2 separate regions of the Mus musculus genome follow, and region 1 is linked to region 2. The links are chromatin loops, found by intact Hi-C in ENCODE. Cell type or tissue: gastrocnemius. All regions are shown on one strand. Links, peaks and the distances in the headings refer to the core of each region. The heading gives the core; the rest is flanking DNA.

What was found. Peaks named below come from ENCODE experiments on the same cell type or tissue, not always from the same donor. Only the 100,000 strongest peaks of a DNase experiment are listed, where the experiment ranks them.
Region 1: it touches region 2 in a loop (2.4-fold over the local background); 2 of 42 quality-filtered maps call a loop at or near these places.

Annotation. Positions count from the first base shown.
Region 1 is chr6:127,038,066-127,053,963 of GRCm38, reverse strand. No RefSeq gene overlaps it. Among named protein-coding and RNA genes, the nearest start is that of Fgf23, 27 kb to the left of the region's middle. In gastrocnemius, for the core only: no CTCF peak of the experiment used is centred there; a DNase peak (open chromatin) is centred at 8,890.
Region 2 is chr6:127,106,662-127,122,559 of GRCm38, reverse strand. Tigar (Trp53 induced glycolysis regulatory phosphatase) reads left to right here and starts at 13,008. Exons shown (of 6, transcript NM_177003.5): 1 at 13,008-13,124. The coding sequence starts at 13,093. In gastrocnemius, for the core only: no CTCF peak of the experiment used is centred there; a DNase peak (open chromatin) is centred at 7,452.

The DNA.
Region 1 (15,898 bases), core at 3,898-11,897, 70 kb after region 2:
GTTGGGCAGGTGGGAGGGTGCTTCTCCATTCTGACCACCACACATCACTTCATATAGGTTTCTGACTCTGCTGGCTGTTCCTGGGTAAGGGCCATTCCAATCACTTCCAGCCAGCACCCCCAAGGACTGTGGGACACACGTGGTTGGTCCTGACCTCTATCTCGAGTCTCCAGTAAGGTTCATCTCCAATACACCCTCCTGATTAACTCGGACCTCTCTGACTCTTGGTGGATCTCACATCCCTCAGTGCTTGTACAAGAAAGCATCTACCGAGATGACATTGGAAGTCCCAGTACAGAAAAGGAACATTCACTATGAAGTGATGTACAGAGATTTCTTTTCGGGGCACCAGAGTTACTATGTGACATCTGGCCCTTGTATTCTGTTTCTCCCAGAAGCCCCAGATGGCTTCTTAGTATGGTCGAGGACAAAGGGACTTGGAAACTTTCCAGGCCAATCCTTTGTTTCCCAGGTGAAGTATCTGGGGCTCAGAGAGGATGGGTGTCATGTCTGAGTGGTCAGAGCAGAGAGTGAAGAAACAGAAGTCAGGTGAGGACACACCCCTTTTTTGGCTGCTAGCCTCTTGTGTCAACTGACTCCAATCATTTCCAATACAACAGCTCATTCACTGACTTCTTGCAATTGTTTCTTAGGCTCATTTGTCAATCTACATAAGCAATTATGAATTCTATGTGTTTACCACCTGTATTAAATATGTTCATATTTTGCATTTATTTTCAGCTTATCTAGAACCTTTAGAGGTGTTAATAGTGAGACTCAGAAGTTTAATCTTTAGTGTTTGTTTTATTTTTAATTGTGTGTGTGTGTGTGTGTGTGTGTGTGTGTGTGTGTGTGTGTGTGTGGTTTTGGTGCAGGTGCCCTTGAAGCCCAGATGAGGGCATTGTTACCTCTGGAGCTGGAGTAACAGGTATTGAGAACCACCCAACATGGTGCTGGGAACCAAACTCAGGTCCTTTACAAGAGCAGTATGTGTTCTTAACGGCTGCGGCATGTCTTCAGTCCAAATTTTAATATTTTGCAATTTGCTATGTAAAGCCCAGATTTAACCTAATTTTAGGTTAATCTGACTTTAATCAGATTGTATTGATTGTAGCCTTTTTATTGATACTAGTTTTTATCCTTTGACTTTAGACTTAAGCTACATATGTGTTGAGCTCAAACGATCATAAGATGTAAAAGCCAGAAAAAGATCATGGGACTTGACACAACCTTCTATAGTTTTGAAGGCATCTTCCTCATGGACTTTAAAAGAGTCATTTACTTAGTATGTTTATAATACAATTCATGTGCACTAAATTTGTTTTTGAATGTTGTTTTTAATGAAGAGAGTTAGTGTATAAAATGATGTTTTTCAGGCCTGGAGAGATGGCTCGGTAGTTAAGATCGGTTGCAAATGATCTGTTCACATCCCAGCATCTATACTGCAGCTCCCAGCCTTCCAGTTCCAGGGTAGCTGACACTCTTATCCGGCTGCTGATGTCACTGCACACGTGTAGTGTACAGACATACATTCAGGTAAAACACCCATGCCCATACAATCAAAATATCCTTTAAAACCATATTATTCTACACTAAGTTGTTTTCTGGAAGCATCCTCTTATTGGTCTTCAAAATTCCCCTCCATGTGTGTTGTCTTTCTGGTATGACTGACCCCCACCACAGGGCCAGGGTTTAAGCTAAGTGGTGGTAACCATAACCATCACTGAGGTACCAATACTTATCAGAGCACACAAGAGGTCTCATAAGCAATGTTTGCTGGACAATGGACTGAGTAAGTGCTTGCTGCCCACTGAGGGAGATGGGTAAAGAGGCAGAACTGACATGCTGATTCCAGCAAGAGCAGCAAGGATGCCATTCCCGTAAAGACAAGAGAATGCTTGTTTCCGGCCAGCATCTGCCAAAGATGGTCCAGGAAGGAGGACAGGGATGCGGATCATTTCTCAGAAAACGTCTCCATTCAGGCACGGATTCAGTTGGACTGGGAAGCAAAAACTTGTGAGGGAGTAGAAAGAGTGAACGGGGTCTTTCTGGCTACTCCCACCTTCTCTCGCTCCAGCTTTCTCTGTCTTTCCCCACTGCCTTGTTAGCAGTGAATTCCCGTTTCAGAGTCTAAGAACTGATGTGACCCAGGAAGAGCCTGAAATCTGAGGGAAGAGAGGCTACAGCCAGGGGCCTTGACTGTTGCATTGTGAAGCCTGACTGTAGTCTCACCTCCTCTCATCTCCTCATTAATGAAAAGAGACAAGTACGGCTCATATGGGCAGGAAGAAACCAGAAATCACATGCACAAAAGGCAGGGAGCATTTAAGCAGTGCCAGAAGTTGCTGTTTGGAGCATATTGCCTGAGGGGTCTCTATCAGAGAGGATCAGTTGAGTCCAGGTAGCCTGGCCTAACTAAAAGGGAGTCACTTGGTTGGCGGTGTGTCACCGTGACTGCTAGCTTTATTTTGATTGTTAAATAAGCTGGGTGTGTAGGTTCTCTCATGTGTATTTGAGCACTTCTGAGTAGTCTGACATCTTGGTCATTTTAAAAAGTACAACCAAGCATTAAAAAAAATCATGTAACAATCTGATCTAATTTTAAAGAAAAATTCAAGTACTTGAATAAGTGACTGAAGACGTATTCAGCCAAAACCTTTGCTTCTGAGACATAAGATAGGAAATGCTAACCACTTCCAATCTTTCTTTATAGTTTTATTTATAAAATTATGAGAAGTACAAGTCTTTCTTCCCTTACCTATGCAGAAGGTCAGACAAGCTCAAGGGGGACTTGAGGGGAAAGTCGTGGAATTTCAGGAGCATTCCAGCATTCCCCTGAGCTTGAAGGGAAAGTTGAAACTCATTATGGTGTAATTACGTAAGGGGAACATCGAAGGCTGTTTCCAATGCAGCCTTGAAGTTCACATGTGGGGACCAGATGGACCTCCTGTAAGCCTGAAAAACAGCATTGTCTCTAAGTGTGGTGCCCCCCACCGCACTCCACCCTGCCCCACACATAGGACTTCAGTCTCCTTATGTAGAATGAAGCAACTGGCAAAGATTATTCCTTCTCTACCCAGACTGTGGATCATGCTCCTTGAGCAGTTGCTAAGCCTAACAGAACTCAAAACATTTAGGAAAAGCCCCTGCTATTGGTTGCATTTTGAATGTTTCTAAAGTTCCACATGCTAGTGGACTGACCTTTACTTAAAGGCCCGTGAGTCCCACTGGTGGCGTGCCCTTGAAGGGGACTGTGGGACTCCAGCCTCTTTTTCCTGTCAGAAGCTTGCCTTTGCTTCATCACACAATGGTACTCGCCTCACCACGGGGCCCAGAGCTCTGGGATGCCCAATTATTGATTGAAAACTCCAAGTCCATGAGCCAAATGAGCCTTTTCAATTTATAAGTTGATTGTCCCAGGTAAGCTGACTAAGACATCTGAAGGGGTGACTAACATGCAGCTGGGGCTGACACAGTAACATCAGAAGACCCCTGTGGTCTCATACACCAGGAACATGCTATCCCTGTGACTTAACAGGGATGGATAAATGGCAGTGCACATACACAATTCTTCCTCTCCAGTCTGTGAGAAAAGGTGGAAGGTTATTTATGAAATCATAATTGATGATTGTTAGTCACATTCGTTACTCAGTTCCATGCTGTGACAAAACGCCTGACAGAAGTAGCCTTAGGTATGAACAGTTTATTTCCTGGAAAATGATGTGTGTTTCCAAAGATTTCAGTTTGCAGTCCTTAGCTCCATTGGTCCTGGGCTCCCAGGGAGGCAGACTATCACAGAATAGGGAAAAGGTTAAGGGCAAGAGACAGAGAGAGTAAAAAAAGATGGGTGAAGGGAAAGATTAAGCCCCCAAGGACATGACCCAGTGACCTACTTTCTTTGGTTAATCCCATATCCTGAATTTCCCAAAATAGTGCTGCCAGTTGGGGACTGAGCTTTCAAACACAAGAGTTCATTGAGGGGTTGGGAAGAAGGGCATAATATCAATCAAGAATGTTGTTTGTTTATTTCTGTACATATTTATTTATTTTGACAGTTCAATTGGTATAAATGACCCTTATGACCACATTTTTCTGACTCTTACATGATTGTCCCTATTTCCTTTGTTATATCTTTGGTTCATCTTTGGTTCTCTTGGCTTGAGCTGCTTGGTCTAGGCTCTCATTTCTTTGGTTTGGTTTTGTATTTTAGGGAGCTGAGGTCTTAGATTCATATTTAGTTTATCCGTGCTCTTTAGGGAGGACAACAGTGTTAACCCTGACTTATATCTGTGCTGTGTATTCTTTTATTTTATCATTGCATTCTTCTCAGTATTTCAAGTTAGACTCTTAACTGTGTCTTATTTCCTATAGTTGTGGATTACATCATGTGAAATGTGGGTGTGCAAATGCTGACAGCTTCTTCATATGCTGGTGCTGGGAAATATTTTCTCTCAGCACACAGACACACGGACACACACACAGAGGGAGAGAGAGGGGGAGGGGGAGGGGGAGGGGGAGAGGGAGAGGGAGAGGGAGGGGGAGAGGGAGAGGGAGAGGGAGAGGGAGAGAGCTATTCCTGCAGGCACGTTCCCCCTCCCCCCAAGCTCCCTCACCTTCTAGCCCCCTTTCTCTCCTTCTTCATCGGGCTTTTCTAAATTGTTGGAAGACTAATCCGCTGTAGCTCAGCAACCACACAACCACATTCAAGATACTCTATGAAAGTATCTTTTTGTTCCAGATCATGCGTGGAATGTTCTTTCTAAAAAAGACTTGGGGAGGGGTGTCCTGATTTCAACTGGGGGTCCAGTTTCCATGTGTATTGTTTCTCATGTGGGGGTGTACACATGAACATTTTTCTTGTGACTCAAAACTATTTAGGGCAGAAAAGCATAATCCAAGTAAGAAATGTTTGGTAATTTTGTTAATAAGGTAAACAAGAAACTTCTAGGAACAACTTTGTAGACTACCTGATTGTCCATCCACCCAAAACATTTACCAAATGATTACCCTTTATGTAAGAAACTGTGCCAATCACTTTCTGAGCAGAGCTAACCATTTCTCAGGGCTAGCCTAGCTGTCCTGCTCTTTGACACTGGCCACGTTTTCCAATGAGTAGGGGACAGGTCCACCTCTGACCCACAAGAGCGTTTCTGCCTGAACAACATCAGAACAGCATCAGATAATGCCTGGACATCCTCAGTGTGTATCTTAGTTACAGTTACTATTGTTGTAAGGAAACACCATGGCCAAAAGCAACATGGCAGGAAAAGGGTTTGTTCGGCCTATGCTTTCATATCGCCGTCCCTCATTGAGGAAAGTCAGGATAGGAACTGAAACAGGGTAGGAACCTGGAAGCAGGAACTAATGTAGAAGCCAAGAAAGGGGTGCTGCTTACTGGCTTGTTTTACCTGCTTTCTTGTAGAACCCAGGGCCATCAACCGAGGAGTGTCACCACCCACAATGCACTGGGCCCTCCCTAATCAATCACTAATTAGGAAAATGCTCTACAGTTTTGCATAAAGCTCAATCTTCCGGAGGATTTTCTCAATTGAGTTCCCCTCTGCCATGACTCTAGCTTGTGTCAAATTAACATAAAATTAGCCAGCACAGTATGTATCTGTGTTGTGCTTCGCATGGGTTGCCTCTGTGTCTTCCCTACCACTCCAGCAAACATTGAGTCGCTGATTCCTGATGTGGGAGGAATGCTTGTATCGCCATCTCCAAATCCATATATTAACCTGATCTCCCATATGATGGTCATCTGAAGATTGGGCTTGGGAGAGGAGGTTAGGGTTCAATGAAGCCTTTACAATGGAATAAATGCTTTCATAAAAGGAAGAGAAGGAGAGAAGACTCGAGGTCTCTCTGAAGACACCACCAAGAAGAAAGCCCATGCCAAGAACTTCATCGTGGCGGCATCCTCATCCCAGCTCTCCAACCTTCAGAATCCATGATATAAGCAACAGTCCATGACATTAGCATTAAGATAGCCAAGATGGAAGTTCTCCGTACAGGTGACAAAAACCAAGGCTCAGGGATGTTCATTATAATATCTTGTCAAAGCTAGTCTACTGTTTCCTCCTGCACTCTGCACTCAACACAGTTGACCCCTGTTCTGAGCCCTCTCCTTAGCACTGTTCAGTCTATGCGTTGCTGGTTGATTCTCTGGGTCATGACCTTTTTTCATCTGTATGTTATAAGCACTGTGAGGGCAGACCTTTATTTTTACTGCCCTCCACTATACCCAAATGAAGGTACAGTGCCTGCCTTATGATTTGACAGCACATGAACAGATATTCTAGCTCCAATTCCAGAGAAAGAATCAAACCACCAGACGCTCCCTGGCATGCATTAATTTGACCGTATGCAATGTATATTATGTTGGTAAACTGTCCTGTGTTGCTTGAGTTCATTGACGAGTTGTCTCTAGAAATGGGGCCCTCTCTCCCACTTCAGACCCAAGTGTGTTTACGTCATGTGTCCTCCAAGACCTCTTTTCTGGGGATGGTGACAGAAGGGGAAGAGAATAACCAAACACCCCTACAGTAAAGACGCCAGGCCTTTGAGAAGGTAAACCATCACCACCAGATGCTAACGTTGTTTGCTCAGTGATGTACACAGGATGCCCTGAGAATGAGAAGCCTCAAGTCTAGCCAAAAAGAGAACGCTCAATCAAGAATTCCAGCTAAGTGCCTCTACTTCCCTGGTCAGGGTTTGATGAACTTTAGGAGTGATCAACTGAGTGATTTTATCTTCTTGTTGTTATTCATTCTTTTCTTTGGAAGGCTCACCTCAGGGAACATTGCTTCACCAGGACGTCTGTGTTGGGAACTCCAGCTGGCTGCCTCGAAGGGGCTTCCCCAGTTAATCTCTGCTGGACGTTCAAAGCACAGGATTTGATATTTTTGCGTGATCTCTCTCATCCAAATCCTCGATGTTTATTTATTTTAATTTTTGCTTGTTAAACTTTCGGTAAACTCATTAAAACAAAAGGTATGGCTATCGTAGATTATTCTGATGGTTACACAGCATTTTAACATTTACATGTGGCAAAATGAGCATGCTCAAAAGATTTGAAGCACTGTGTGTAGACGTTACCAACTGTGGTTGTTTATTATTATTGTTAAGAAAGTCCATTTTATATATATGAGTGTTTGCCTGTATGTATGTCTGTGAACCATATGTGAGCAGAGTCCCTAGAACTGGAGTTATAGATAGTTGTGAGCCACCACATTGGTGCTGGGAATCAAACCTAGGTCCTCTAAGAAGAGCGATCAGTACTGCTGAGCCATCTCTCCAGTTCCATTGCCCAGATGTTTTTACATGGTTCCAAAATGTATCTTCCCACCTCATAAAACAACAGGAGCAATACAATGCAGGCCTGTGTTTTGAAACTTGTAGTTTGGGCTAGAAATAAGGTTTAGTAAGCTTGATCAGATATCTAAAGACTAAGAGCGGACGAAGTAACCACATTGCCCAGAGTCCAACAGCCAATTCCTGTCAAGGTTAAGACTATAATACGGGTTTCCCAACAATCTGGCTAATTGAGACAGATGTATCCATTCATGGTCTACGTTATTTTAGTATCTCCCCAGGCCCTATGTGATCATGCAAAATATCAAATGCACTTCACCCCAACTTTCTATCCTCACTAACAAAAGAGCAAGAAAAACCATTTTTCACAGTGGTAGTTTTTCAGTGTTAGGGATGAACCCAGGGTATACCCCCACCTTGCAAGTAAGTCAAGCGCTCTACCTCTGAGCTACATCCCCAGCCTCCTATTTGGATGTCTCTATCTTTTTCTGTTGTGGATATGAGCATTCATATGTGTGTGGTCATGTAGGTTTGCACTCTGACAGGGAAACAGGCACTGCACAGCCCAGGATCTATTTCCAGCATGTATTGTTATTAAGATGCAGATGAGGGGAGAAGCCTGCAAAAGGTTGGTGGTATATTAAGTTCTAAACTTATCCTTACCTCGAAACAGTTGTCTTTCTTGCTTATTCTTTTTATATGAGATGCAGAGTAAAAAAAAATTTTTCTCTAATATAGAATACACATCGTGCCATGGGTGTTATTGATGACCAGTTTGTACTTACTTGAGTGCCATAAAGGGCTGTAATGATGGCTGACCTGATTTGTTTGTTGCTGACGGGCCACTGTCTGTTCTAAGAAATTCAGCTTTAATTCATGGAATAGATCCATGAGAAAGCTACTTAATGATCGTGTCCATCTTACAAAAAGGGAAACCGAGTCTCAGAATGAAATGACTTGTCCAAGAGCATACATCTTAGAAGGAATAGAGTCAGGACTTGAACCCATGTGGTCTGTGTCTGGCACCCGTGCTCTGTTCCCCTCTATGCATGGACCCCCTTGGCATGGGGACTCTGTATGCTTTATTCTCTGCCGCTCCTCTCATCATGGGGAGATAACAATGGAGCTACGTTGAACTGAATGGGAAAAGGTGCTACTTAAAATGAACTCCTTTTCTTGGAAACTTCCAGGACAGATGCTTCAAGGCAACTCTGAGCAACACCTTAAAGACAGCTCAGAATGCAGTGGTGTCTGGAGTGGGTTCAGCCTGAAAGGAACATTCTAGCCCGCTAGCCCCTGTGGGTTTTTTTTTTTTTCAGCCATAAGGATTCAATGTTCCCTTGATTCCTAGAATTGTTTGTTGGCCGAAGTCGGAATGCTTACCAAAAATCACAGCAGAGGGACCAAAGGTGACAGGAACCTTGTGTTATCTTGTGGCCCAGGCACCTATTTACTAGGTTCCCATAGCTGTGCAGGGCTTTCCCCATCAGCTTCCTTTAGAATTACTCACAACTACTGTAAGCAGGGGGCGGGGCATGTGGGGAAGAGATCCGTCTGGCTCTGGAGTGCCTCTGTGGCAGAAAGCCAAAGGGGTCTTAGGACCTCTGAGCCCTGCTGCCTGGACAAGAAAACTTGGCAGTCCATGTAGGCAGCTCAGAACCCGGAGCTGACTTAGCCACCATCAGTCACGGATCTCATTCACCAACTGGCTCAATGAATAGGAAGGGCTTTTTCATGTCCCAGTTAGGAACACTAGTTTTCTAATCATTTTTTTCCCTAGCTAAATCCTGTGTACTCTCAGTGTGTCTATTTGTATATTCTTCCCAGGCAGGCTCACCTGTCAATACTGGTCATTGATTGGGGATGTCATGATAGCCAGAGAACTCCTGCCTTCAAAAGGCAAACAGAAGAAAACCGAGGAAAATCCATTAAGGCTGGTTGATCATTTTGATTTAAAATGTAGAATTTTTTCATTGTGCTATATCATGCACTTAGGTTTTTAAAAATTCAGACTAAACTGTATTTATACTGATTATCGGGGTTTTGGAGCCCCTTCTTAATTTTTTTTTGCTCTCTGGGATAAAGTTTCTCTTTCTTCATGTTCATTCTGCTCTTGACTCCATAGCACGGGTCTGGGGAAAGGCCTGGATGCAAGGTCAGCCCCTCCTCACAACGATCTATTGCCAAGAGACAATTGCTGTGGGCATATTTGATGGTTAACGGAGAATGGCTCCTAACAATGAATAATCTCTGAATTTCTTCTAATAGACTGGGCGTATATGCAAGTGACGATTTCTCAAAAAGAAGTAGAACATTTCCTCATGGAAGGACTTAGGATTATTTGGGGGTGGGGGAGTTAATGAGCTTTTAAGTCTGGACAGGACTTACAATTTATTTATTTATTTATTTATTTATTTATTTATTTATTTATTAACTCATTTATTTGAATCCAAAGACCAGGATCGGGCCACTCCTCTCAAGACCCTATGACAGGCCCCCTGCACATGTGTCTTCTACAGTTCCTTCACATGAAGAAAGGTAAGTCCACTGAAGGAGCCTTTAGCTTGAAGCAGACATCCCCGAATGTTGGGGTCCAGAAATCCTTTCCAGAGCCCCCGCCTTTCCCCATGGGGCAGAGCTCAGCAGAGATGCCAAGAACCTCATTCTAGAGTAGCTTCCAGCAAGCAACCTAGCATCAGGGTAATGATGTAAGTCTCCTACAGTGCCTTCCCCTGCCAGGAACTTAGATGGGCTGGGCAAGCAGAGGCTTAAGGGTGGGTCAGGGTAACAGAAATGCTTGAGGGGCTTCTCTGAGCCCTGCCTGACTCTCATACAGGCTTCCCATGCTCAAAAGTCTGGGTACCAAGCCAGGCAGGGATCATTTCAATGGTGTGTGTGTGGAAGCCCCCAGACCCCATTTCTAGCTGCCCCTTTCCAGCATTTCAAAGCAGACCAAATAAAATTGGCCGAAGGCTGCCAGAATGGCTGTGATTTGGGGCTCTCTGGGCCTGTCAGTCTAGTCCCCAGCCTGTCGCTCATGCAGCAGATAATTTCTATAAATGCCGGTGACATGAGGGTGGATAAAATCCATTACTTCCTAGTTGGGGCAAATGTACCAGGAATGTTTGCCCCTTCCTTCCTTCCTCCCTCCCTCCCTTTCTCTCTCTTCCTCCCTCCCTTCCTCTCTTCCCCCTCTCTCCCTTCCTTCCTCCCTCCCTTCCTCTCTTCCCCCTCCCTCCCTTCCTTCCTCTCTCTCTCTTTCTCTCTCTCTCTTTCTTTCTTTCTTTCTTTCTTTCTTTCTTTCTTTCTTTCTTTCTTTCCTTCCTTCTCTTCCTTTCTTTCTTTCCTTCTCTCTCTTTCTTTCTTTCTTTCTTTCTTTCTTTCTTTCTTTCTTTCTTTCTTTTTTTCTTTCTTTCTTTCCTTCCTTCCTTCTCTTCCTTTCTTTCTTTCCTTCTCTTTCTTTCCTTCTCTTTCTTTCCTTCTCTTCCTTCCTTTCTTTCTTTCTTTCTTTCTTTCTTTCTTTCTTTCTTTCTTTCTTTCCTTCTTTCTTTCTTTCTTCTTGACAGGGTCTCTCTATACAGTCCTGGCTATCCTGGTACTAGCTATGTAGACCAGGCTAGTCTTGAACTCACAGAGATCCTCCCACCTCTGTTTCCAGAGTTCTGGGATTAAAGGAGTGCACCATCACATCTGGCTCTTTAAATTATTTTGTTATGTGTATGTAGGTGTGTGTGTGTGTGTGTGTGTGTGTGTGTGTGTGTGTGTGTGCAGGTGCCTGTAGAGGTCAAAGGAGGACATTAGATTCCCTGAAACTGAAGTCAGGAGCCACCTGACATGGTTCTAGGAACGAAACTCAGGTCTTCAGCCACAGCAGCAAGGACTCTTGGCCATCAAGTCATCTATCTCTCCAGCCCCCTGTTTATCTGCTTCATACAGTACCTCTTTACAGCCTCTCTGGGCAGGAAGTATCATCATCAAACAAGTCAATGAAGCTGAGAACTAGTTGATTGTCCACCAGCTGCATATGGAGCTGAGATGTGCACTGATAGCCCTCTACCTTCACAGGCACATAAGGCTGAAGTAGGGAAAGCACCCAGGAGGCAAGGGCCTGCGGAAGGCATGAAGGGGCATTGAGATGGGACTCTCAGGGAAGACACAAGACATCCAGGTAAATTAAGGATGAAGAGTGAATAACTTTAGGCCATCTAGATGACTCAGTGGATAAGGACATGTGCCACCAAATTTGACAATCTAAGTTTGAGCCCAGGGACCCACATGGTAGAAGGAGAGAACTGACTCCTTCCAGTTGCCCTATGACCTCCACATATGCACTGTGATATGTATATATTCACACCAATACCCACACCCACATAAACAAACAAACAAACAAATATAAACAATGGAAATTTCTGAAGAGAACGACTAATTTATTGTATTATTGTAGTAGAAATAAGTAATAGTAATTGTTATTGTCATAAGCTACATGGTCTTATATAGCCCAGGCTGACTTCAATATATGGGAGTAACTTGCTGTTGGCCTGAAGTCTCCATTGAGTCTCCCCTTTTCTTTTCTGCATCTAACAACATAACACAAGAAGCAGGAAAGCTGTGCAATAGGTGAGACCAGGGATCCTGAAGACAAACTTGATGGTCTTAGTATGGAGTCAAGCTAGTCTGCATCCCACTTCATCAGCATCATGTGCAAGAAAGGAAGTTACCAGGCCGATGTGGGATGGTTTTTTGGATGTGAGAAGGTGTCTTTGAATTCAGCCTGCACCTACAGTGATGGATGAGCCTTGAAGTCATAACACTAATGGAAAAAGTCAGATGAGGAAGTACAGATGTGGTAGGATCCTTCCTCCAGGAACCATGTAGAATAGGCAGGCAGTGCACAGAGACAGGAAGTGGGATGGGTGTTGTCATGAGATGGAAAGAGAGGAGGAATTGGAAATCGGTGGTTTACAGATTGGCACAGAATGATGGTAAAAGAGTCATAAAGAGGATTGGTGATGGTGGTTACACATGGTAAGCATCTACCCAATGCCATCAACTTGGTGCATATATCAGCACTGCATTGCTACAACAAAATGCCCGAAGCAGCTGACTTACATAGATAAAAAGGTTTTGTAGATCACTGTTTTTGAGATTCAAAGTCTAACATTGGTCAAGGTTTGAGTCTCTGTTGGTTTGTCCTCTGGTGGGAACACTGGATTATGGTGGAAGTCTATGGGAACAAAAGTCCATATGTTAAACAGGAGTTCAGAGACTAAAGATAGTTAGGACTTGATTCTTTCAGAAAAGTCTTCTACCAAGACCTTCTACCTTAGAACTTCCTACTAATCCCACCCCCCAACGGCCCTATTCTCACCCACAGTGTCACCATGCAGACCAAGCCTTCAATGACAATGGACCCTTGATAGACACTCGCCAAACTTTAGCTGCCTTAAATACATTTTTTTTTTTTTTAGTCAGACGTGATGGAGACACCTAAAGTCTCAGTTATACCCGGAAGCTCATGGGTAGCAGTAACACAGAAAGATCCCATTTCTTTTTTTAAAAAGGGAATCCTATATTATATGTATCTATACAGAGCAATACAGAAAGCCCCCAGATGGGGCTGCAGCCAGCTTGCAGCAGGTTGCAACAGCCATGAGAACTACAGAATCATAGAAGCAGCAGACTCTTCCTGGAGCTCAGTGCCAGTCAGGCCAAGAGAGGCTTTTGGGACTCAGAGGAGAGCATACTGCAGACAGAGGCTCAGCCTCCACAGCTGCTCATTATTCTGCCTTACAGGGTTAGGAGTACCAGCCTCTGGCTCCCTTGCTCTCCTCCACCCCTGCTGCAATGAGCTAATCTCCAAAAAGAGCCTTTGCACTTCCCAGAAAGATGGTCTATAAATACAGCATCTTCTTGTAAACCAGGACTCCAAGGTGATGGGCAAATCACCAGAGGTGTCCAGATGGGGTAAGAAGGGTCTCAGTACGATTAAATTTAGTCCTGGTCGTTTAGCTCAGATCACTGGCTCCCTCAGCCTGATGAGGACTCTGTACACTGTTCGTGACTCAGGGATCCATCGTCAGCCTCAGATAGAAGCTTCATGAGTTAATGTGGGGTTTGGAAGTGAGTAAAAATATCTATCAATACTGTTGGTATATCCCCAAGGTCCCAACTTTGGTCACCCTGTCTCTGCTAAATTCAGATCAGACACATTTATCCACTGATCAGACAAAACCTTACAAGGAAGCATCAGGAAGAGGCCAGGGAGGGCGATGAGTCACTTGGTGATGGGTCTCCATACTCTCTAGTAGCAAGATGGAATTCAGCAGCTCTCTACCCTGACACCCAACACTTACAATAACAAAAATTCCGGATTGTCATCTTTACTATGTGCAATGAAGCTCACAGTCGATTCAACTCACCTATACATTCATAAAAGCTTCAACTGCAGGGGAAAGAAAAGGCAAGTAAGTAGCTTAACATACTCTGTTGTCCAATGCCTTAAACACTTGGACACAGCTACATAACAGGACAGTAGAAGCAGTGAGTCCTGACACACACCCGTAATTCCTGTCTAGAGACTGAGGCTTCAAGGTCTGGAGTTCCAGGACAACAAGGGCCACAGGAGAAGACTGTGCCTCAACCAACAAGGACAAGGAGACCATGGCTTTCACAGATACTCACATGGAGTTACATAGATGCATGTGGAATTAGGAAGGAAGAACAAGAAAAAAATTCTGCTGAAAATTATCTATGGATTTTTTTGAGATTTGAAATAGGGTTAAATAAAAGTGTGTGTGAGAGAGACAGAAACAGACAGACACAGAGAAAGAGACAGACAGAGACACGGAGAAAGAGAGAGACAGAGAGACACAGACACAGAGAGAGTGCCTCTGTGAATGATACACTATGGTTATGTTAATATGATTTTTCCAAAACAGTAAAGGATTCAAGGGTTTCAAGTAAAAGAAATCATCATATTTCCTCTCCATCCACACTCTAGCTGGAAAGTTCCGGACGCCGTGACTCCCTTGTGCCTTCTGTGGAGCAGATTTGACTCTGGCTCAGACTCACAAGCCCTTGTTTTAGCCATGTGACATTCCAAAGGCTGAGCAGAGTAATTCTTCATCATGGAGACTGCATGCTCTGCAAAGAGACCGTTGCTTTCAGTCTCTGCCACTGACAGCTGCCACGCCAACCCCAGTGGAATCTGTGTGACAAGTTCCACAGACTGAGGCAAAAACTTCAAGGGAAGGTGTCCTCCTCGAACCAGTTGTGGAACTCTTGGCCAGAGAAAAAAATATTGAGCCGTAGTTCTCATGGCATTTTATCTGTTTTATCTTCTTTTATTCTTTTTCTTACTTATGAGATGTTCCTGATAGCCTAGGCTAAAGTTTTTAGTGAGAATAATGGGTACGAGAGCATCCCTTGAGATGGGGGGCACTAGCCATGACCTTATCTCCGGGGAAACCAGTGTTTCACTTTATAAATCATTTACAAGATAGTAATGATAGATAAAAACTTTCCCAGTAGGGAAATGCAAATCAAAACAACCCCGAGATTCCACCTCACACCAGCCAGAATGGCTAGGATCAAAAATTCAGGTGACAGCAGATGCTGGCGAGGATGTGGAGAAAGAGGAACACTTCTCCATTGTTGGTGGAATTGCAAGCTTGTACAACCATTCTGGAAATCAGTCTGGCGGTTCCTCAGAAAATTGGACATAGTACTACCGGAGGATCCTGCAATACCTCTCCTGGGCATATATCCAGAAGATGTTCCAACCGGTAAGAAGGACACATGCTCAACTATGTTCATAGCAGCCTTATTTGTAATAGCTGGAAAGAACCCAAATGCCCCTCAACAGAGGAATGGATACAGAAAATGTGGAACATTTACACAATGGAGTACTACTCAGCTATTAAAAGAATGAATTTATGAAATTCCTAGGCAAATGGATGGACCTGGAGGGCATCATCCTGAGTGAGGTAACCCAATCACAAAAGAACTCACATGATATGTACTCACTGATAAAAAAAAAAAAAGTGGATATTATCCCAGAAACTTAGGATACCCAAGATACAAGATACAATTTGCAAAACACATGAAACTCAAGAAGAATGAAGACGAAAGTGTGGACACTTTGCTCCTTCTTAGAATTGGGAACAAAACACACATGGAAGTAGTTACAGAGACAAAGATTGGAACTGAGATGAAAGGATGGACCATTTAGAGACTGCTATACGTGGGGATCCATCCCATAATCAGCCCCCAAACGCTGACATCATTGCACACACTAGCAAGATGTTGCTGAAAGGACCCTGATATAGCTGTCTCTTAGGAGGCTATGCCAGGGCCTAGCAAACACATAAGTGGAGGCTCACAGTCAGCTATTGGATGGATCACAGGGCCCCCAAAGGAGGAGCTAGAGAAAGTACCCAAGGAGCTAAAGGGATCTGCAACCCTATAGGTGGAACAACAATATGAACTAACCAATACCCCTTCCCCCCCCCCCACCCCCCCGGAGCTCATGTCTCTAGTTGCATATGTATCAGAAGATGACCTAGTCTGCCATCCATGGAAAGAG
Region 2 (15,898 bases), core at 2,673-10,672:
CCCATGTCAGGCCTGTCCCACACATGAACAATGACACTTCCTCACCTGGGCCCCTCATGGGCCCACAGTCTCTCCTTTTGGATTAGCTGGGACCCTGATTTATTGCCTTGTTTCGTGTTCTTCAGTGTCTAGGCCAGAAGCAGCAACCTTGAAAGGTGCCAGACTGACCGGATCCAGCCTGCACAGAGTGAGAAGGACTCCTACAGTCACTAAAATAGCATAAGAGATCTCTTGTATAAAAGTCAAGATCTTACCAATTCATTGGGAATCTAGGTCGTGGAGACCCCAGGGCTTCAAGGCAGGGTGGGCTGCAGTAGAGAGTCTTCTCAGCCCCTTCTCCCTGCTCCCTGCCTCTACCCACTCCCCTGCCCTACCCACTACCACCCCCCGACATTTCTCTGTAGTCTAGGTTCTGTTCTTTCCTCTGGCTGTGCAGCGGCATTGCTCCAAGGGCTGTGGAAGCTATCTGAAACCTCAGAGCACAGTTCTAGTACGTCCCACTTTGAGGACCAGCTCTTCTCCCAGAAGACAAGAGACCCCTGAATGAAGCTTTTGTCTGTTGCCCTAGGGTTTTAGTCAGGTGATCTAGGGTGATACAATCCAATGTGCATTAAGCATGAGCTTCTCCCATTTTTATTTGGGGGGGGGGGTGTTGTTATTTTATGTGTATGAGTGTTTTGCCTTCATGTATGTATGTATGTGTGCTACATGTATGCATGGTGTCTGATGAGGCAAGAGGACATTGGATCCCCTGGGACTGGAGTTACATGTAGAGAGCTTTGGGGGCTGCTTGGCTGGAATCTGATATTGGGCCAGGACAAGGAAGTAAGCTCGGAATCTAACTTAGAACAGGAAAGTAAGTTCAGGCAGGAATCTAATTTTAAACTAGAACAAAGAAGTAGGCTTCAGGTAAGAATATGATTTGGGGCTTGGACAGGGAAGTGGGCTCATTGTGATAAGCCCTGAGAAACAGTGATGGTGGGAGTGATCATGGAACTTTGTGTATTGCTTCGCTTGTTCCTTGACTGTGTTTAATGCCGTGTTTGTTCCTCAACATAGAACTGGCCTTATCGCTTGCATGTAATTAAAATGGTATAAAAGCAGACTGGGAAGAAATAAATCTGCCTCAGCCTCAGAACTGGCTGGGGTCATGCTATAGTGTCTAATTGTCTTTTTCTTTTTAACCCTTGCTCCTGCCCTGGAGAACCTGTTGACTGACTGGCTTGGTCAGTTTCAGATGGTTGTGAGCCATGAAGTGGGTGTTGGGAACTTAACTCTGGTCCTCTGCAAGAGCAACAAATGCTCTCCAACTCTGAGCCACCTCTCCAGACTTCAGAGGGGCATTTTCTTTTACTTGTAAGATTTTTAGTTTTGGAGGGTTTTTGTTTTTGTTGTTTTTTGCTTTGTTTTGTTTAACTGCAAATCTGCTGGGCATGGTGGCTTATGGAGCAGGTAGATCCCTGTGAGTTCGAGGTTAGCCTGGTCCACATAGGGAGCTGCAGGCCATCCAGGACTGAATAGCAGCTGGAAGGGGTGACGGAGGGGGTTTGCAAAAGCTGTTTGGTTGGAGAGACATTGCTCAAGGTCAAAAGTATGACTATCCCAAACTCTTTTACAGAGATGATTGCAGGGACCGCCCGTTCACTGCTCGGATGAGCTCCAGACCAAGGAGTTGAATGAGAATCCTTTCATCAACAAATGTGTCTTTGATGGCTACTTTGCCACTGACCAGGTCCTGTAAACTTTGATCTTGGTGACTAGCGGCAGAGCCAGACGAGAAGTCACAGGCCCAAGTGTATTGGTGGAGGATGCAGAGACTCTAGTATGAAGCCTGCTCTGGAATCCCTGCCAGTCCTCCGCTGGGTTCAGTTGCCTCGTGATTCACAGGACTCACAGTAAACTCAGCTCAGTTCCTTTATCTGTGAAGCAAAGCTCAAGAACAACCATCTATCCCTCCAAGAGTGTTATCAGAATGAAGTGAGTCGATTCATTGAAAAACATAGAGCCAGGTTGACACCCAGCATTTGACCTGCATTTGCTATCATCTTGGGCTAAAGCAGAGCAGGAGGGTGGGGGGGGGGTGAGGGAGGGGGGACACCTAACTTGGTCTTTTTAAAAAGATCATTTTATAGACAGGTACCCATGCTTCCAACATATGATGTCAAGATAAGGGACTTTAGATAACCACCAGCTGAGTGTCTTTGGGATGTAAAGAAATATTTGCAAGCTGAAGGGGTAGCTCAGTGGTAGAGCATCTACCTGCTGTACACAGTCTCTGGGTTCCAGTCCCACCACTTAAAGGTTGGGCATGGTGGCACCTTAAATCTCAGGACTGCAAAGGTAGAGGCAGGAGGATCTCTGTGAGTTCCAGGCCAGCTAGGGCTACATAGAGAAACCCTGTCTCAGAAACAAAGAAAGAAGGAGTTTTCCTGTTCACAACCCTCAGTCTCTTCTGGTGGGTGTGACTCCATTTTGGAGCTAAGCAAATTAAGTCACCTCGCCCACTCAGGTAGATATAATGGGGTCTCTATTAGCTATTCTCCTTGTTGCACCAATAAAGTCCTTGGCAGTATCATGGAGGAGGGATTTATGGGGGCTCATGCTACAGAGGACCAGGAGGAGGCCGTGGAGCTTCTTTGTATCTTGGTGGGTCAGAGAACTCCTTCATGGCCCATCCCCAACAACTTCCTTCTGCTAGGTAAGGCATGTTTCCCAGAGGTTCCACAACCTCCCAAAGCAGCGTCACCAGCCGGGGATGAACCCGTGGGGGACATTTTAGATGTAACTGTAATACCCTCTGCTTGGAGTAAGGAAGTGAACAGGGGCAAGGAAACAAATGTGGCTGACTCAAAATGCCACACACATCGCACTGCACAGACCACTTGAGTTAGACTCTGCTGAGAACTGAGCCAAGTGCAGATTTCAGTACAGTGATTGGACAGGCTAATGACGCCTGCTGACGTCATCGGTGAATAGAATGTCACCTTTAAAGAAGAGGAAGCCTAAAACAAGGAAAGGACTGTCTGATTGGAAGCACCTTTAGAGAGAATTCTTTGTTTGTTTGTTTGTTTGTTTGTTTGTTTGTTTTTCTAGACAGGGTTTCTCTGTGTAGCCCTGGCTGTTCTGGAACTCACTCTGTAGACCAGGCTGGCCTTGAACTCAGAAATCCACCGGCCTCTGCCTCCCAAGTGCTGGGATTAAAGGAGTGTGCCACCACTGCCCGGCTAGAGAGGATTTGGGGACGCCTTTGCTAGCATGGGTGGAGTCACAGTGATTCTGTTTAGGTTTCTCCTAGGATATATGGTTTCTAAGTGTGTGTGACTACCACATTCCCAAGCTCATTTACTTGGGTTGCATTTTCAATAATCTATTTTTCCCTCAAAAATTAACTTTTGGCTTGGGGAGCCTGCTTCTCTGATAATTCAATTCTATCCTCCTTTGCCAGTTCAGGCTTGTTAGCTTAGCTCTGGCTATCTGGGTGGAACAAAGGTCTGGGGTAGGAATGAAGGCTTTAGGCTTCCTTCTTGGTCCCTACAGAATCTCTATAGGATGGAAGATTTTACATACCTTATTGGCCTAAGAAAAAAAGTTTAATCCTTTTGGCCGCATTTGTAGCTACCAGAGATATTAACGTGTATGGATTTTGGCCACTCCTTTGCAACTTTATTATCAACTTACAAAGAAGGCAAGCCTTAGACTAGAGTTTGCAGCACATCTGTGGAAACACCACAGAGCCTAAGCTGTCCACATGTTCTGTCTGGGAGCCCTGGACATCCCAGTCTCTGTCTCCAGGGACACCTTATACAAAAGGTCCCATCTTTGAGACAGATATTCCCAGCATGAGATTGTCAGGCTGTTGCAGGCAGCAGCAACCATCCAGCAGCTGATTCTGTGGCCATATACTGTGTTAGAAGACTGAGACCCAGCAGCAGGGGCCAGTCTGCGGACCAAGCCCAAGTGACCCAAGGCACACAGTCTGCTTAGGCTTCTCATTCTGGTTGCTCAAAAGTGAAGGCAGTCCCAAAGCTGTCCAAGTAGGACAACCCAGCCATCTCTCAATGAGGCCAGTCACTATCCTCAGTTTAAAAAAATGATTTCTGATACTTAGGATATAATTGAATAAATGGGGTTGTAGTGGTGCACATGTTTGGTCACAGCACTTGGGAGACAGGGACAGGCAGATCTTGAGAGTTTGAGGCCAGCCTCACCTACAGAGTGAGTTTCAGGACATATAGGGTAACACAGAAAAACCCTGTCTCCAAAAAAAAAAAAAAAAAAAGACACCAGTTAATAAATCATTAATTACTAAGATACAGCTGTGTGGAGCATTAGCTGAGTTGAGACTATCAGTTGACTATCAGAGACATTGTATCCTCTTGTTCTTTCCTTTGTTGTTTTGAGATAGGCTGCCGCTGTGTAGCCCAGGCTAGCTTTTAGTTCATGATCGTCCTCCCTCAGCCTCTCAGTTGGGATTACAGGCACACACCACAGCCATGCCTGGCTTTCTAGACTCTGCACTTATGGTTGGAGTATGTTGTGTCCCCCTTCCAAAAATTCTTATATTGAGATCCTTTCAAACAATGTGAGGCCTTTGGAAGATAGTTGAATCAAGAGAATAGTAGCATCCTAATGAGTGAGATCAGAGCCCTTATGTGGAACCCCTGAGAATCCTTTCTGATCCTTTCATCCATAAGAGAGTATAGGCAGAGGCTGGCATTTCAAACGAAAGCCTACCCACAATCCCACAAGCGTGTCCACCCTCCTGAATTGTGATAAATAAACATGGTTGAGGAAGTAAACCCACCTACCTGGTGGTATTTCTTCAGGGAAAAGAGAACTGATCGGGACTGGCCACTTGGAGAACCTGTATGCTAATTGGCCTGTCTCATACACACAGCTGCTGAATGTGGTGAAATGCTTCCAGGAAAATCACAGCCTTGAGACTGTGGCTCTCTCTCTCTCCATAACATTGTTGCTACTCTTGAATGTAACAGAAACATTCCATCTCTCCTCTGCCATTCCCTTCCTCCCTCTCTCAGCCCAGAGACTCTGCCCAGAGTCAGGAACTCCTCATCCAGTCCCTACAACTAGAATTCTGGCTCCAATAGGAGGCAGGAAGACACAGACTTTTCCTGGTCCCTTTACGGTCACCTTCCCTATAATAAGACATGGAACAGGTCCTCCAAATGTAGGGAAAAGCACAGGCAATCACTCAGAGCATCACATTCCCTTATAGACACAACAAGCTGAGGTCTGGTGATGCTGAACATGTTGCAACCACCAGGAAAATGTAGGTGTGAATAAAAGGAGACATGAGCTCTGGGTCTACAGGCATTTCCGATCATGATCAGGCCAGCGTGGCCTTCTGGACATGGCCAGCAACATAGCAAAATGTCAAAACTCCTCAGATTCTTTCTTTAAAATACGATCCTTTAAAAAGTCTCTGGCATCAGGCAGGGGCTAGGAGGATGGCTCATCTGGTCAAGTGCTTATGATGCAAGTCTCTGAGGATCCAAGTTCAAGCCCCAGGTTCACTTGCAATCTTGGTCCTGATGTGAGGTGGTGGATCCCTGGGGGTTCCTAATCTAACCTCACTGGACAAACTCCAGGCTAGTGAGATTCGGTCTTGAAAACCAAGGTAGAGGGCTCATGATGAGGCACACCCAAGGTTGATGCCTGACTTCTGCCCCTCAGACCTATTCATGGTTTCCAGTTTCAGACTTTCAATTTTAGGGTACCACAGCCTTAAGTTCCACACCCATAACACAAACCCAGAAAACTCTGAAATAAAAATCACCCTGAACCCCAAAACTTGAGGTAATCCGCACCACCTAAGAAAGTCTCAAATATCAGACATTTAAACACTCAGTCCTATTTTCCAAGTCACTGTAAATTTCAAATAAAGGGACAGTAGAATATTTATTTTTCAATACCATTACCTATGGTCTTACGTGATTCTGCCCTCACCTCAAATCTTTCTAGGTATTAGTGCTAGAAGACCAGGGTTTTAGGAACTAAAAGTCTTTTTAAAAAAAAAAAAATAGCCGGGCGTGGTGGCGCACGCCTTTAATCCCAGCACTCAAGAGGCAGAGGCAGGTGGGTCTCTGAGCTCGAGGCCAGCCTGGTCTACAAAGTGAGTTCCAGGACAGCCAGGGCTATACAGAGAAACCCTGTCTCGAAAAACCAAAAAAAAAAAAAAAAAAAAAAAAAGGTTTTTTGATCGATTTTTTTTTTGTTTTTTTGTTTTTTGTTTTTATTTTGTTTTTGTTTTGAGACAGGAGCTCAAGCCATCCTCAAATTCACTATGTAGCCAAGGATGACCTTGAACCTCTGATGCCTCCTGCCTCTGCCTCCTCTTCTGAGATTATAGGTTTGGATCACAAAACTGATTTATGCAGTGTTGGGAATTGAACTCAGGTCTTTATGCATCATAGGCAAGCAGCATACCATCTGAGTTACATCCCCAACCTAAATGTCTTTTCTGCCAGGCCTATGTTGCCTTCCCAGTCAATAGCCCCAAGGCTCGATATCTACCTGGAAAATTATTAACTCTGTCACACATTTATACACTGCGTGGTAATACTGAGATGGAGAATTGGGGTGTTGTAAGGAGAGACGGGGAATGCTTAGGCTGTAAGAGCCAGCTTTGAATCCCATGGCTAACAGACCCTGTTGGTTTGAGCTTTGAGTGTCTTGTGCCTTTTAAGGTAGGAGAGTTTGCAGGATTATCGAGAGGATTATGGGAGGCAGACTTTGTAGAGTGTGGGACAAAGAAAACTTCCCTAAGAAGCCAGATATGGTATCACAAACATTCCAGTCCAGCACTCGGGAGGCAGAGGTAGGCAGATCTCTGTGAGTTCAAGGTCATCTTAGTCTATGTAAGAGGTCCAAGGCCAGCCAGATTTACACAGTGAGACAAAAAGAAAAAGTAATGAAAAGGAAAAAAGAGGAAAAAAAAAAAAAAAAAGGAAGGAAGAAAACACTTTTCCATGGCTCAGCTAACCTTGAACATACACATGAAGCATGGCTTAAACACAAATGTCATAAACACAAATGCTTTTTTCCCCAAAAGAGGTTAGTCCAGGAGTGAAGAAGACATTTCTGAGGCTCTTGGCAGAGACACTGATAATGTAAGCCATCCTGGTCAGCACTTAGGACTTTCATAATACCCTTTCATGCTGCCGCTGCTACAGCTTCCAAACAGCCATGAACCTGGCCTGGGAAAGAGTTCTTTCCCCCACGAAGTGACAGGCTAAACGGCCAGGCATGAAAAGGGATTACTGGATACAGGTCTTCAAATAATAGTGAGGTCCCCAGAAGCACATCGGGCTGAGAAGGCGGCCTTCAACTGTCCGTCAGTGAAAAGGTTGGCAGTTATGAACATCATCCTGGTAACAGATGTCAGGTGCTGGCAGACCGACTGCCAAAACCAATCTTCCTCCGCCCCCAGCTACCAAGCTGACGGAGAGCTGGGCACAGTGGGCCTGGCAGGCCCCTCTTGCTTGGATCATTGGCTGCGTTATTATTTCTCAGTGGCTGCGTAAAACAGATGGTTTACTGTGTAGTCTTGATTTTCTGTGGCTTCCAGGACCCTATTCTTCCCTCAGGGTCCGGCATGTAATCAGTTATGACAGCGGCGGTGCACGAAGGTTCCTGCCGGTAAATCCAAGCATCTCCCTCTTTAATGCCGGTATAAACCACTGCCTCCGCCTTCGGAAACCTGCGAAGATTTGCCTGTGCAGCACCGTGGCAGATAGCGCCCTCTCTCGCAGAGTTGCAGTTCTCTGGCCCCTGAAAGCCCCTAGTCTATACTTGGATGGCAATTGTTCTTTTTGTGGCTTGTTTGGGAGAGTAGGTAATAGGTACGCTAGGCCTGGACCTCTGAACTAGCTACGTGGTCTTCAACCTGAGACTTCCTGCCCCAGACTCTGGAGCGCCAGGGTTAGAGGCATGTTTCACACTGTCTTCTTTGGCTTTAGACTTAGGGTCCTGTTTGCATTCTGGTGAGTCCTTCTTTAGTTTAGCAAATAGTTTTATAATTGGTATATAAAAACTGCACATATTTATGGGGTAACAGTACTGTCTGGATTCACTGCGTAACGATAGATTCTGATAATTAGCCTGCCATTTGTATTTCTTTTCATCAACTACTTTAGATACTCTGGTGAATTTTCAATAAATTTTATTTAGATTCATTAAATAACTTAATTTAAAAGCTGTGAATTAACATGTGAATTAACCTGTCACATAAACATGAGTACCTGAGTTTGTTCCCTAGTACCCTCGGGAAAGGCAAGCCCCGGTGACCTTGAGCTTCTGGTCTCCCTGCCCCTGCCTATGTACATGGTGGTGCATGCTTCTATTCCCAGTGCTGGGGTTAGGGGTTGAGACAGGAGGGTCCCTGGGTCTTGTTGGCCAGCTAGTCTAGATGAACCATGGAGCTTCATGTTCATCGAGAAACCCTGTTTCAATAAATAAAGTGGAGAGACATGTACGATGGTGTATACTTTTAATCTCAGCACCCCAGGAGGCAGAAGCATGCGGATCTCTGAGTTCAAGGCCAGCCTGGTCTACAGTTGAGTGTGTTCCAAGACAGCCAGGGATACACAGAGAAACCTTGTCTTGAAAAACCAAAACCCAACCAACCAACCAACCAACCAACCAACCAACCAAAACTCAACCTAAAAATAAATACAGTGGAAGGCCATGTATTTGTATTTACAAGACCCAAGCTCTGCTGGGTCATGTAAACGGAACTTCTATTCTCAGAGGCTTACTGCTGAATACACTCAGCCTTTCTCTTTCTGAGCTCTTATTGGTTGTTTAACTGAGCTATTCTGGCCCAAATCTCCAAGCTGACGAATTCAAACTGGCTTCTCTGGGATTCTCTCTCTTGATTTATTTATTGTATGTGAATACACTGTAGCTGTCTTCAGACACACCAGAAGAGGTGTGTCTGAAGACACATCAGATCGAATTACAGATGGTTGTGAGTATCCATGTGGTTGCTGAGAATTGAACTCAGGACCTCTGGAAGAGCAGACAATGCTCTTAATTGCTGAGCCATCTCTCCAGCCCCCTGTTCTATTCTCATAAGAGTTGGGCATACCCTGTTTCTGACTCATTCTGTAAAATCTTTCTCTAATTTATCAATTCTTTCTCTGAATCACCAATTAGATATCACTTGCTTGGGATTTAAAGTGTGATTTAAGGGCATGTTAGTGTTTAGCCAGAGGGATTAAAGGTCAGTTGTTCCGGCAAGATCACACAGACCTAAGTCTTTGAATGGGATCCCTTGTGGGAACAGCCATGTCGCTGGATTAAAATTCCTCTACAGGGTCATCCATTGGGAATAGAGTTTGAGGGTCTCTGAAATAGCCGTGTGCCAACTAGCTTTGTGAGCCTAGACAAACCGCCTTAATTTCTTTTGGGGCCACATTTCTCATCTCTGTACTGAAGATAAGAAAGCCTACCTATTCTGTCTCCCTCCCAGTTGCTACAAGGTCAAATGCAATGATACACTGTTGAATCTGTCTCAAACATTCTATCTCTTATCTAAACTATAATTGGGAAATCACCACACATAGACTGTCAAATGCAAGGATTTAGAAAAATACAAGAAGACAACACATCCAACATTAATTATGACCCATGTAAGGCTTGGGCCTATAGTTAAACAGCCTGCCTCTCTCTCTCTCTCTCTCTCTCTCTCTCTCTCTATATATATATATATATATATATATATATATATATTGTCTATAATGTCATAGTCATCTAAATTCGATTGCTGTAATAAAGCACCAAGACCAAAATCAAGCTGGGAAGGAATGAGTTTATTTTGAGTACACTTCACACTTCCACATTTTAGCATATCACTGAAGAAGTCAGGACAGGAATTCAAATAAGGCAGGAACCTGAAGTCAGGAGCTGAAGCAGGGGGCATAGAGGAGTGCTGCTTATGGGCTTGCTCCGCATGGCTTTCTCAGCCCAAGAATAGTACCAGTCCTATAATGGGCTGGGCCCTCCTCCATCAATCACTAATTTTTAAAAAAAATTTCCTACAGCAAGACATTATGGAAGAACTTTCTCCATTGAGGTTCCCTTCTGTGGTGGTTTAAATATGCTTGGCCCATGGGAAGTGGCACCGGTAGGAGGTGTGGCCTTGTTGGAGGAAGTGTGTCACTGTGTAGGTGGGTTTTGGGGTCTCCTAGTGCTGAAACTCCACCTAGTGTGGAAGATAGACTTCCCATTCACAGCTGACCATTGTTGGGTTAGGTGGACTACAGACTGTAAGTCATTCCAATAATTTCCCTATTGGAATGTTTCCATAGTTCCAATAATTTCCCTATATGTTCCCATGTCGGCCTCCAGCAGAGGGGAAGGCCCAGATTAAAGGTGTGCACCACCATGCCTGGACCTAACCTGTTCTTTACTTGGAACTTGCTTGGTCCCAGTTTGGCCTTGAACTCAGAGATTCGATTGCCTCTGTCTCCTGGGATTAAAGGGGTGTATCACTTCCCATTCCTACTGGATGCCTTCAGATCAAGATGTAGAACTCTCAACCCTTTCTGCACCATGCCTGCCTGGATGTTGCCATGCTTCCTGCCTTAACGATAATGGACTGAGCCCCTGAAACTGTAAACCAGCCCCAATTAAATGTTTACCTTTATACAAGTTGGCTTGGTCATGGTATCTGTACTGGTCAGGGTTGTTGAGAGTCACAGAAGTTCTGTAATGTCTCTATGTAGTAAGGGAAATTATTGGAATGACTTACAGTCTGTAGTCCACCTAACCCAACAATGGTCAGCTGTGAATGGGAAGTCTAAGAATCTAGCGGTTGCTCAGTCCCACGAGGCTAGTTGTTGCAGCTGGTCTTCTGCGTAAGCTGGAATGCTGAAGGAGTAGGTTCCGACAGATGTGCTGGCAAGAAAGTGCAAGCAGGCAGGGAAGAAGGTTGTCCATTGTTCCCATGTCGGCCTCCAGCAGAGGGGAAGGCCCAGATTAAAGGTGTGCACCACCGTGCCTGGACCTAACTTGTTCTTTACTTGGAACTTGCTTTGTCCCAGCTTGGCCTTGAACTTAGAGATTCGATTGCCTCTGTCTCCTGGGATTAAAGGGGTGTATCACTTTGCCTGGGCCTAAGCTTTTCATGGCCACTATGCTTCAAAATCCAGATCAAAATCTTCCAGCCTCAAGATCTGGATCACAGCCATGCTCCCATTTTTGGACTGAAGTTCATTCCAGACACAGTCAAATTAGCAACTGAGAATAGCCATCACAGTGTCTCTTCACATCAATAAGACCCTAACTAAGACAACTTCTTTTAGATAACATTAGCTTGTGTCAAATTGACATAGAACTAGCCAGTATATTGTTTTATCATCATCACATCATCATCATCATCAGACAGGGGCTAACAATGTAACCCCTGATGCCTGGAACTCCCTGTGTAGACCAGGCTGACCTAAAACTCAGAAGATTTTCTTGCCTCTGACTCCTGAGTGCTGGGGCTAAGGGTATGTGCCACCATACTTGGTAAAAATAAATATAGCCAAAAGGGACTCTTGTGCCCTCTCTTTGGCTATGAGTCTGTTGAAACAATGGATCCCAAGAGACTGGGAGTCTCTCCATCTCTCCGGGAATCTCTTGCTGGAGTGAGAAAAAGTCCTGAAGGCAGTCAGAGGAGGGAACAGTCTCTGGAAGGAACATCACTTGCTAGAGATAGGCAGAGATGAGACATTCCTCTGTGGGCGACTACACCTTGGTGGCTGGGCTGCTTAGGCATGTCTATCTCTTAGCTTCCATTTAAAATTTCAGAGAAAATTTAGGATCCCACCAATGGACTGAGGTGAGGAACAGTGGATACACTGAATAAACCTCTTTTTCCTCCTTTTTTTCCCTCACTATTTATTTGGCTCTCAGTTGTCTTAGGAAGGCTAGATGGCCAGGCCTGGCTGGCTGGGCACAGGCTGTTGACCTCCAGCCCCTATAGCCCTTTTGTCCCTATGTTCCTATTATATGGCTGAGGACTAGAGGCTCAGTCTCAGTCTTGAAGACATCTATTTATTTGTTGATATTTCTTTTTATTTTATGTGTCTAGGTGCTCTGCCTGAATGTCTGTGCATAACGTGAGCCCAGAGGTCAGCAGAAAGTAAATGGTCTTCCTGGAACTGCAGTTACAGATGTTTGATTGCCTCTGTGGGTGCACTGGGCTTTGAACCTGGTTCTCCAGAGGAGCAAATAATCTGGGCTCTTAAAGGGTTAAGCCAACTCCCCAACCCCTCTCGAGGGGTTTTATACAGAACCTTTGTCCCTGCATTTGTTTTTAAGGAAACGACTTTCCTCTAGATCAGTGCAACAGAGATAACGTTCATTACAATAGGAATTATTTTAAGAAATGGTTGAATTAAACTCTTAATACAACAGGTATCAGTGGAGAGCTCTAGAGTAACTTAATTATAAATGATAGCAGCATTAGCGAAAATACTTGGTAATAATGTTTGGGAGGACCAGGCTCAGCAAAGCAGAAGGCAAGAAAGTGGCCTGACAAAAGTCTTTGGTTAAGAAGTTGAGAGAGAAACTAGGTTGGTTTGGATCTACATACCTACTTTGACCTCACTTCCCAGGTAAAGGATAACAGCTAACCCTCAAAGGATGCAGTCTGGCTGTGTAACCACCAGAGGAGAGCCATCGCCTTGGCACACTACAGGCACACTACACCTTGCACGCCTTCCTCAAATCAGTTCAGCATAAAACAATCAAAGCAGTCCTTATCTGTCCCTGGTGCAGGCGGCGGTCTAGCTCTGGCAAGACTCCAGGGCGTTAACCCAGGGCGGGGCCGCGCGCACCTGCCAGGCGCCAATCACAGGTTGGCGCGCAGGAGCGCAAGCGCCACTGGCCTGGGCGGGGCTTCTCCGGTTTCAGGCTCCACCTTTATTGGCAACCCTGTGGTGACGTTCAGCCGCCTCGACCAATAGCTACGGGGCCGGTCCGCCGTGCAGACGGAAGTAGTGCAGGCAAAGTGGTCCCAGAGTCAGGCGCAGCGAGGTGCTGCTGCAGAGCCGGGTCGTGGCTCACGCGTCTTGTGCCAAAATGCCGCGCTTCGCCTTGACCGTTATCCGCCAGTGAGTATCGCAGTTGCCGGGAGCTTCCTGGCCTGGGTCTCTTCTGGTCCCTACGTGCTCCAATCCGGGGAGGGTGGGCTTTCCATGTGCTTTTTCTTTGCATCCTCTCGTGTCCAATCTTTTATCCGCGACACCCTGCGTGAGGAAGCCGGGTCTTAAATGTCAAGAGCCTTGCGTTTTCCACGAGGAAAGAAGTGTGGAGAAGCACACGATCACGGTTCCCAGCCATTGCGAGAAGACATGACCCGGCCTCTCGACTTTTCAGTGTGACCTTTTCTGCCCCCTAGTAAATTCCAGAGTTTTTAGAATTGCTGAGCCACACCTCATCTATCCTATGCTGGTTGCCTTATTTTCTCACCCTCCCCTCCCCCTTTCTCCTTGCATCGGGGGTACTTTTGCAATTTACCTCCCTTCAGAGGCTACAGTTCTGAGGGAAAAAATTAGAGAGTTCGAGATCTCCGTCTCAGTCGACTGCATCACCCTGAACAAACATTTTTATCATGACAGATTTCATGGAGCAGAATCTGGCTTTAGGTCACCTATCGTTTTCCTTCCCAGTACATGTTTGCCTGGTGATGATGGTAGGCAGATTCAGGGTGGGTAAGAGGAGGGAAGTTTCAAGGCGTTGCTTGGTTGGGATTCAGGCTCCTCGTTGGGATTCAGTAGCTGCCTCGTAGGACAGACTTAATCTTTCTGACCTGCGTTCCGATAAGCAGATTGGTGGCAGCAGTCTTTCTAATCTCTCTGGATCTAACCAAATGGAGAGGATGGAGCACATGGAGCAGAGAGGAAGAAATATGCCCGAGAATTAAATAACGTGTTCTTCTGTAAGCAAAGCTCAGATAAAAAGCAGCTGAGTCTCACCTGTGTAGTCAGGGCTTATCAGAACAGCTTCTCGGAGCGGGACTGATTACCGTTTCCGGCTTCATAGGGCTCACAGGAACGCTGACAGCGTTTGAACCTTGTGGCGACCTTCTTCAACGCATGCTTTTTCTGTCCAGCTTCCTCTTTATAGGAAGATGGTCTCCAGCATCATGTGAAGTGGACCTTTAGGATTCAGGGATTTTAGTGGCTAAATTAGAACTCTGGTTCCCTGTGTCTTTCTGTGTCCCTGTGCTTTCTAGAATGTTCCGGGAGATGATACCGCTTTATTGGGAGCACTAAAGGAACATGAACCCCCTTGTCCTCTTTTCAATGTAGACCCTGCTGGGAAACGATCCCTACTTAGATTTTTTTTTTTTTTTTTTTTTTGGTTTTTCGAGACAGGGTTTCTCTGTAGTCTTGGCTGTCCTGGAACTCACTTTATAGTCCAGGCTGGCCTTGAACTCAGAAATCCGCCTGTCTCTGCCTCCCAAGTGCTAGGATTAAAGGCGTGCGCCACCACCGCCCGCCCCCTACTTAGATTCTTAACGGGCAATATCTGTGTGAATATGGAGTATCTGTGATTCACTGGAGAGTAAGGGGAGTCAGACTCCAGGGAACTTAAAGTTGTGGGGCAAGTATTTGAACCAGAGCAAATTAACCCACTATTCTCTGCTTCTTGGTTATCTTAAAGCCTAGTGTTCGAAGGTCACTTGGAAATATCACCTGGTCTAATTTTAGTGGGTAGTAAGAATAGGTTTCTTCAACAGTTGTGGCAGCATACTTAAAACCCCAGCAGTCAGTAGGTAGAAGAGTTGAAGGCCAGCCTGGTCTACATTAGCAGCCAGAGGAACATAGTGGAATCCTGTCTCAAAGTTTTATTCTCTTTTAGACACAGGAAGACTAGTATGTTGAAATAGACAGGGCTGTGGCTAGCTGCTGTCCTGGCATGGTCATCCCAGGTTTCCTCTTTCTGTTGGACTTGTGACAGATAGAAGCCTGGTTGGTTCAAGAACAAACATGCTTTCACATTTGACTGGTAGTCACCATAGGTAAATCTAACAACTCATGGGAAAGTTGGCTAATTACATTGGGCTGTACTATAATGCAAGACAAATTTAAAGCAATTTTTTTTTTTGTGTCTAACCAAATCCTTCATGGAATTTTATGTGTATCCTAATTTGTCATGTTTTAAATATTCTAGTAATCAATTAATTTTATGAGTATAGGTGTTTGCATGTATGTCTGTGTAGCATGTGTGTTCCTGGTGCCCACAGAGGCAAGAAGAGGGGGTCAGATCTCCTAGAATTGGAGCTCTGGACATTTGTTAGCCTGCCACGTGGGTGCTGGGAATTGAACCTGGGTCCTATGGAAGAGCAGTCAGTGCTCAAGTTGCTGAGTCATCTCTCCATTGTTTTTGTTTGTCTTATTTTGAAATGGAGGTGGTCATTTTTGGACCAGAACACCTGGATTCCAAGTTTTTGTTTGTTTGTTTGTTTGCTTGTTTGTTTGTTTGTTTGTTTGTTTGAGACGGGGTTTCTCTGTGTAGCCCTGGCTGTCCTGGAACTCACTCTGTAGACCATGCTGGCCTCTGCCTCCCGCTGGGATTAAAGGCATGCGCCACCACTGCCCGGCTGGATTCCAAGCCTCTTGTCTCTTGTTTGTATTGAACTGTAATTTCTCATGAAAGTTGCAGCATTGTAACCCAACCCAGGGAGGCTGGGTGAGTGTTCGTACCTGACAGCCACAGAGGCCTGGATTCTCTTGAGCTTTTGGGTTTATAGTTAGTCACTTGCAACACCATTTTACTTCCATTTTTTTATTATTATTATTTTTTCCTCTGGGACTAGCCTTTGAATCTGTATTTGCAATTGAAATGGTTGGTAAAAGGTCAGGTGGTATCAGGTGAGGCG